2 separate regions of the Homo sapiens genome follow, and region 1 is linked to region 2. A link is a contact called in ENCODE Hi-C or POLR2A ChIA-PET data. All regions are on one chromosome and are shown on one strand. Each heading gives the region's core, a stretch centred on a gene start or an enhancer-like site at or near the end of the contact. The rest is flanking DNA. Distances are from core to core; before and after follow the strand shown. Region 1 holds the start of RPA3 (replication protein A3). Region 2 overlaps RPA3 (replication protein A3).

Region 1 (3,756 bases), core at 979-3,478, 37 kb after region 2:
TTTCCTTTTAAATAAAAAGCAGCCCCCAAATCATTTCTTTTCTAACAAAAGAGCAGCCTGAAAGATCGAGCTGCAGACATAGATAAGCAAGCTGGAAGCTTGCACAGGTGAATGCTGGTAGCTGTGCCAATAGTAAAGGGCCACTTGGAAGCCAGGTATGTTCAACATGGAGGCTCCACCTTCCCTTTTCTTTGTCACCACGTGCACAGTAAAGAGGCAGGCAACATGGTGCTGGCCAGGTAGCAAACCCATCTGCCTAGTAAAAGATTAGGGTGGAGGCCGGCGCGGCCGGCGCGGTGGCTCACGCCTGTCATCCCAGCACTTTGGGAGGCCGAGGCAGGCGGATCACGAGGTCAGGAGATCGAGACCATCCTGGCTAACACGGTGAAACCCCGTCTCTACTAAAAGCACAAAAAAATTAGGCGGGCATGGTGGCGGGCGCCCATAATCCCAGCTACTCGGGAGCCTGAGGCAGGAGAATGGCGTGAACCTGGGAGGCGGAGCATGCTATGTAAATGGCACACCTGGTCTGATCAATCTCTCGTGCCCTATGTAAATCAGACACCGCCTCCTATAAAACCAACCTCTTCTTGCCCTGAACCCGGAAACCCGTTCGGGACCCCTTCCTCTGCACGAGGGAGCTTTCCTCTTTCTTTTTCCTTTTTCTTTCTTTCTTTTTTTCTTTTTTTTTTTTTTGAGACGGAGTCTTGGTCTGTTGCCCAGGCTGGAGTGCAATGGCATGATCTTGGCTCACTGCAACCTCCGTCTCCCGGGTTCAAGCGATTCTCTCACCTCTGCCTCCCGCGTAGCTGGGACTACCGGTATGCGCCACCACGCCCAGCTAATTTTCGTATTTTTGGTAGAGACTGGGTTTCACCACGTTGGCCTGGCTGGTCTCGAACTCCTGACCCCAAGTGATCCGCCTGCCTCAGCATCCCAAAGTGCTGGAATTACAGGCATAAGCCACCTCGCCCAGCCTCCTGTTTCTTTCATCTATTAAAACTCCACTCTTAAACTCACTCCTTGTGTGTCCTCGTCCTTCAGTTTCTTTGGCGTGAGACGATAACCTCAGGTATTTACCTCAGACAACTCTGCTACTTCAGAAGTATTTACTTTATTAAATGAATATGATTTATTGTTTTGAAGTAAAATGTTTAAGGTATGCATGTATTTTTTATGATTTCCCACTTTAACTGATTTTTTTATTAAATGAAGAAATGGTCTCAATCACATTGGCTAACATGGCCTCTATTTATTTAATTCATCTGTTTTTCCCACTTTGGGGCATCAACAGCATGGAGTATTTGGAAAACTACTTGTATTTGTAAAGAGTAAAATGCAGTTTAACAAAGAAGTTAGTTTGTCATTGTATAGTTCAGGAACTCTGGCCTGGATGAGAGCATGAGTTTGAAATTTTGTCCTCAAGATTTTGTTTTTATCTTACCATCACCTTTTATGCTTAAGTTTATGATTGGCCATAATTATCAAATTGACACATTATGTCATGTGAAAATCTGTTTACCAAACTTTTCTATTAATAAACTTGATGTTTAATTGTAATATTAAGAGTCACAGAGTGCTGTAGATTCTGTTTGTCATAGTTGTGTAGCTTTTAGAGTTTAGGGAAATCTAGTTTTTAGAATTGACACAATGATTTTTAATTTTAGCAGTGTGTTGAATAACCTGTGATATACCATTCACTTATTAACTTCACATTGTTGTATAATAAGTTATAAATTTTAGATCAGATAAGAAAGTAAAACTGGTATTAATTTGGGAAGAAGAAATTGCAGAACTTGAGTGATTTTTCCAAATAATGTGTCAGCTGTAACTTGAATGTGTTATTTTTATCCCCAAGGGTATTTTGAAATATACTTATGTGAATTTCTTATAGTTTATTTTAACCATAAAACTATTTTGATATTTTTATAATGCCATCGATGATACTGTATGCATAGTGAGGGCATGGGTTGTCTGTTCTTACCACCATATTCCCAGCACTAGCATGGAACAAATGAATAAGAACGGAGTAAAAATGCATAATCTAAACTTGACTATGTGTGTCTTCAAAATAATACCTTTAAGTTATTTTGAAGGAAAAAACTATGTATCCAACAAATTCAAACAGATACTTACAAAATTAAGACGATTGTAAATGTGTGTTGTCCTCCTTCTCATTGTTTTTCACATCCAAAAATGTCCTCTTGGAGCCTCTTATCTGAGTAGCTTCTGTGGATCTGATGATGCTAGGATTTTATTTTTTCTTTTATTTTAAAGTTCTTCTGATTACATCATCTCTTTGTATAGACATCATTCTTGACAGATGGCATTTATTAAATATGGACAGTAGCAGGCAGTTAAAAAGACCTGCATGAGATAGGCAGGAACCTTTCTTTTTTCTTTCTGACTCTCAGAAGCAATACCAGCATTAGCTTTATTTAACTTCTAGATTAATTTAAAAAGAAACCTCTTTAAATTATGACTCAACAGGTACAGGGTGAAGTGGGGGAAATGTATGTGTGTTTTAAAGCTTCCCAAGTGATTTTGACCATCAGTTAAGTTTAGAAACCACTGATTACAATTAATTTCCTTAGAATTTGCTCATATATTTAATTCCAAAGAGGAAGAAAATTGAAATTTTAAAAAACATATGAGTATTTTTGGAGATGACATAACTTTCCTTTTATTGTGTTAAAAAAAGCTTTAAGAACTGTTTTTTTCTGCATTTTTATTAATTATCAAGATTTAGTGATGGTTTAGAGAGCTAAAAACACCTTTAGGGTGAATTCAGAAGATCTAGCAGATACAATGATGAAATATGATCAGCAAGCTTTAGGAGAGGATAACAAATGTGTGATTTTGAAATCTCTTCTATTTGAAACCAATCCAGAGTCTTGAATTTGATCCAGTATATAGTATGCTACAAATGGAAAGATTAAACTGGAGCAATATAATTAGGGTAAGCCATTGCATCTGCACTTGTATCGCAGCAACTGAATTTGAAACCAGCTGCAAAATGGTGACTAATCTCTCTGGCAAGCCCACATGAGAGTGTAGTACAATAAGCCAGCTTCAGCCTCATGAGCACATGTTTCTTCAACTTGCCTCTGAGCAGGTGATGGTGATGATGCAATCTGATTATACTTTTGAATGTATTCTAACCACAGTCAACAGTAGAGTCTCACAAGGGATTTCACAAAAGACTTCAAACCGACTGTATATTTTTCAGAGAGTTGAGCTATAGACAGCCATGGAAAGTAGTAGTTTTTTTTTTCACGTTAGTGACTACTGTACTTTGCAGTACTTTATAATCTTAAGTTTAGGAGGCTTTAGTTTTCATATGTGAACTGAAGATGAGAAGAATAATGTGGAAAGAAAGTACTTGTACTTGGAGCTTTTATTCTGAATTGTTCACAACAACTTACACTGATCAATTAAAATAATTAAATTGTCTAGACTATTTAATTCTGTACAAACAAGAGATGGTAAATCAGTGTACTGTGTTTAAGTGGTACACTAACCTTTCCATATTCAGAGAAGTACCTCCCTGGGTCTTGAACATTAAAGGTGTTTAATAAGTACTCAGTTTGACTTGGACTTGAGCCTTTATTTTTGAAGGGAATAAAGTTTCTTCTTCCAGTGTACCTCAGAGGGACTTGGTAAGCATGAATAAAGCCATCTGTTTGAAAATGTATGTCATTTTTGGAAAAGTGCTACAGAACCTAAAATACAGTCACAAGTATTATTTCAAATGTA
Region 2 (3,375 bases), core at 163-2,662:
CGAGAGATAGGGGTCTAGTTTTATTCTTCTGCATATAGATATCCAGTTTTCCCAGCACCACTGATTCAAGACTTCCTTTTCCCAATGTATATCCTTGGCACCCTTGTTGAAAATGAGTTCATTGTAAATGTGTGAATTTATTCCTGGGTTCTGTATTTGGTTCCATTCGTCCATGTGTCTGTTTTTATGCCGGTACTGTGCTATTTTAGTTACTATAGCTTTTTAGTATAATTTGAAGTCAGGTAGTGTGATTCGTCTAATTTTGTTGTTTTTGCTTAGAACAGTTTTGGCTTCTCTGGGTCTTTTGTGATTCTATATAAATGTTAGGATTATTTTTTCCATTTCTGTGAAGAATGTCTTTGGTATTTTGATAGTGATTGCATTGAATCTGTAGATTGTTTTGGGTAGTATGGACATTTTAACAATACTGATTCTTCCAATCCATAAATTTGGAATATCTTTCCATTTTTTTTTATGTGTGTTCTCTTTGGTTGCTTTCATCAGTATTTTATAATTTTTATTTTAGAGATCTTTCACTTTGGTTATATTTATTCCTAAGTATTTTATTTTACTGGTAGCTTTATAAATGGGATTACTTTCTTGGTTTCTTTTTCAAATTGTTTGCTGTTGGCATATAAAAATGCTATTGATTTTTGTATGTTGATTTTGTATGCCGTAACCTTACTGAATTTATTTATTAGTTCTGATAGTTTTTTTAGTTGCATACACATGTATCATGGTTAGCATATATCCACATAACTTTTTTTGTGGCATCGTGTGCAATACGTACATTACAGAAAAATAAATATATTTTGTTGGTTTGTGTGTTTGTTGATGTCTAAATGATAAAGCTAAGTAAAAACTTATAAACATGATTATATTTGTAGCAACAACTTTTTATCAATATGGACACCACAGAATTTGTTAGATTATCTCCTTATGTGGCCTTTATAACCCATTTCTAGAAAGGTCAGAGTAAATTATGTTGTTTAAGCTATAAATTATCTATTTTTTTCCACTTGAGAATACCTTTTCCCCTAGGCAAGCATTTCTGCTTAACACAAATAGGTTTTAGGTCACAATTATTAGATGGCATTGCAGAGTTGATGGAATCAACACATCATGACTTGAAATTCAGGTCTGGGCAGAGTCTAGACACTTGTTTTGGTAATAGGAATATCTGGGCTGTTCATATACAGTTAGCTCACATTTGGACAGAAAACCTTTCTCCGCATTAAGATTTCGAAAGCTTTTAGCCTCTGTAAAATGTCTAGTGGTGCCGAATAAGAATAAGGGAAAAAAGTTCTTGTAGAAAAACATCCTTTCCCTTGTAACCAGTTCCTATTCACGTAAGAAGGTAATAGCTATTCCTTCATTCAGTAATGAAGTTGAAGTAATCCTCCAGGGTACTCATTTTACACAAAAACAAATTGCAGTTTTCATTTGCATCACTGGGTGGCGATTTTTCATAGCCTTATACTACTATTTAAAAATCCAGCAAGCATGGCACTATTCGTAATTACCAGGGTTTTCTCCTGTTATGACATGTTTAATTGTACTTTTAAGACATTATCTTTAAGTTGATTACAAATTTACTAGTGTAGTGGCAAGCTCATAGTTATTTTAAGTTAGGAAAAGGGATATTGCGTAAATGTTAGGATATAATTCCTTCCAAAACTAAGACAAAAGCATGAATTAGCTTATTATGTTATAGCAAAAAGAAGGAAAAATAACAACAAAAAGTAATAGGATATAAATGAAAAGGAACAATTTAGATATTGTTGTTGGTTCACTAATATTGTTGACCAAATATTGAATATAACTTTGAAGCAGGCAGAATGAAATTGGGCAAACACTATTGTAGAGATTAAAGGAATTGGGTTACAGTACAAGGGAAATGCATCATGGTTTTCAGAATATGCAGGTGCTTCTTCAAGTAGGGCATAAGAACTTCTAGTTTCCATTAAGCTAATTATTTTGTAACACTTGCTGAATTTAGAACCAGAATTTAATAATTCACAGCAGCTTGGATTTCACCTTTTAAAATACTTAAAACACATTGAAATATGTAATTTAGTCTCACCTTCTGTTTTCCAGTCTCAATGATCAGTCAGATATTGAAAATAAGTGAGTTATTTTTAAGATTATCTCCTATGGAATTCCTCATTCTGGGAACCAAACCACATATACATACTTCATTTAAACTATCATATTTTTATATGGAACTTTTAAAGGTAGTCTCTTCATCGCTGTGTTGTTTCCTTTATTTAAAAGTGGAAATTTAGCTGTATACATAAAAATTTACATTCTAAGGAATGAGGGACAGTAAGTCACTTTGATTCTGTCTAGGGTTGAAGGCTTTAATTAAAACAGTGACAAAAACTAAACAGGTTTTCAACATGTGCTTCCTATTTTTATTGCCTGTTCTTACAAAAAATGTATACCAGATCTTTAAAAAATTAGAGTGTTTATGGATTAAAAAGTAACTTACCCTATCGCTGTCTCCTTACCCACGTATCGGGATATCCAGAAAAACTCGATTTACATTTAATTTACTTAGCAGTTTTTGTGTTTTTACTTTTGACCTTTAAATTGCAAAGCAAGTATGCCAGGATTTTTCAACTAACTTCATGATGTAGATGCTTGTTTTTCTATTAAGAAATGTGGAGTTGTGTGTCTAATGGATAGAATTAACAGTATTTTCAGTCACTGTTACCTGATTCTGGTTTACCTGTTAATCTAGCAGCGTTTCAGTTTCAGTTTTTCGGAGGTGAAAAAGTTAGGTTAGGCCATCCCCGTGTGGGGTACACCACCCTTCCTTAACTCCTTGAATGTACAGTGAAAGGCAATTGCATGAAGGAAGAGGAGAGGTGCCAACTGTACTCAGAGGCAGAACTGAGCCTTCTGTTTGGCACAGTTAATTGTGGGAAAGTCATTCATTTTTTTCGGGGACTCAGTGGATTTAGTTGACTCAAACGTAAATTAGGGATCTATCTCTCTGTGATTCTAACCCTTCTGTGCATTAGGGGATACTTAGAAAAAAATACTGGTGCTGGGACCCATTCCTAGATTCTGATTAAAAGGTCCTGGGATTAGGCCCAGGAATTGATTTTTTCCCCCCAGAGTTCTCCAGATGATTCTAGAGTTCATGCAAGGCTGAGAAGCACTACAGTTCACTCTCTAATAATTGTATGTCATCAAATAATGTGTTGAGACACTTTGAAAAAGACTTCATAAAATATAAAGTTACAGTTTCTTTTTTAGTTGAGCCATAAACAAAAAGCAAATAAAACCACAGAATTTCTGGGTAATTACATTTCCTTCAATATATTAAATCATTAAATAGAAAAAGAGCAGAAAGCTTCATACATGATC

Evidence for each region. Hi-C counts contacts between places; a loop is a spot of excess contacts on that map. ChIA-PET counts read pairs that join two places held with the same protein, here RNA polymerase II (POLR2A). Pooled maps may share reads with other maps.
Region 1: a loop to region 2 is called in a map of psoas muscle, with 2.5 times the contacts of the local background. The contact joins the promoter of RPA3 here to the enhancer-like site in region 2. A Hi-C loop is called at or near these places in 2 of 168 maps with a recorded cell type or tissue (gastrocnemius medialis and psoas muscle), 2 of 37 single-sample maps with no recorded cell type and 13 of 50 pooled maps. POLR2A ChIA-PET finds 5 or more read pairs at or near these places in 6 of 52 experiments (CD8-positive, alpha-beta T cell, GM12878, MCF 10A and 3 more).

What each region holds. Positions count from the first base shown.
Region 1 is chr7:7,716,379-7,720,134 of GRCh38, forward strand. RPA3 (replication protein A3) reads right to left here and starts at 2,229. Exons shown (of 8, transcript NM_002947.5): 1 at 2,137-2,229. All of the region lies in intron 2 of UMAD1 (UBAP1-MVB12-associated (UMA) domain containing 1), which reads left to right.
Region 2 is chr7:7,680,224-7,683,598 of GRCh38, forward strand. The region is part of intron 4 of RPA3 (replication protein A3); the gene reads right to left. All of the region lies in intron 2 of UMAD1 (UBAP1-MVB12-associated (UMA) domain containing 1), which reads left to right. Among named protein-coding and RNA genes, the nearest start is that of RPA3, 37 kb to the right of the region's middle. Within about 2 kb of position 1,413, at least 10 of the 41 ENCODE cell types and tissues checked have a DNase peak (open chromatin) inside an H3K27ac peak, as active enhancers do; they include Panc1, where a contact is called at or near this core.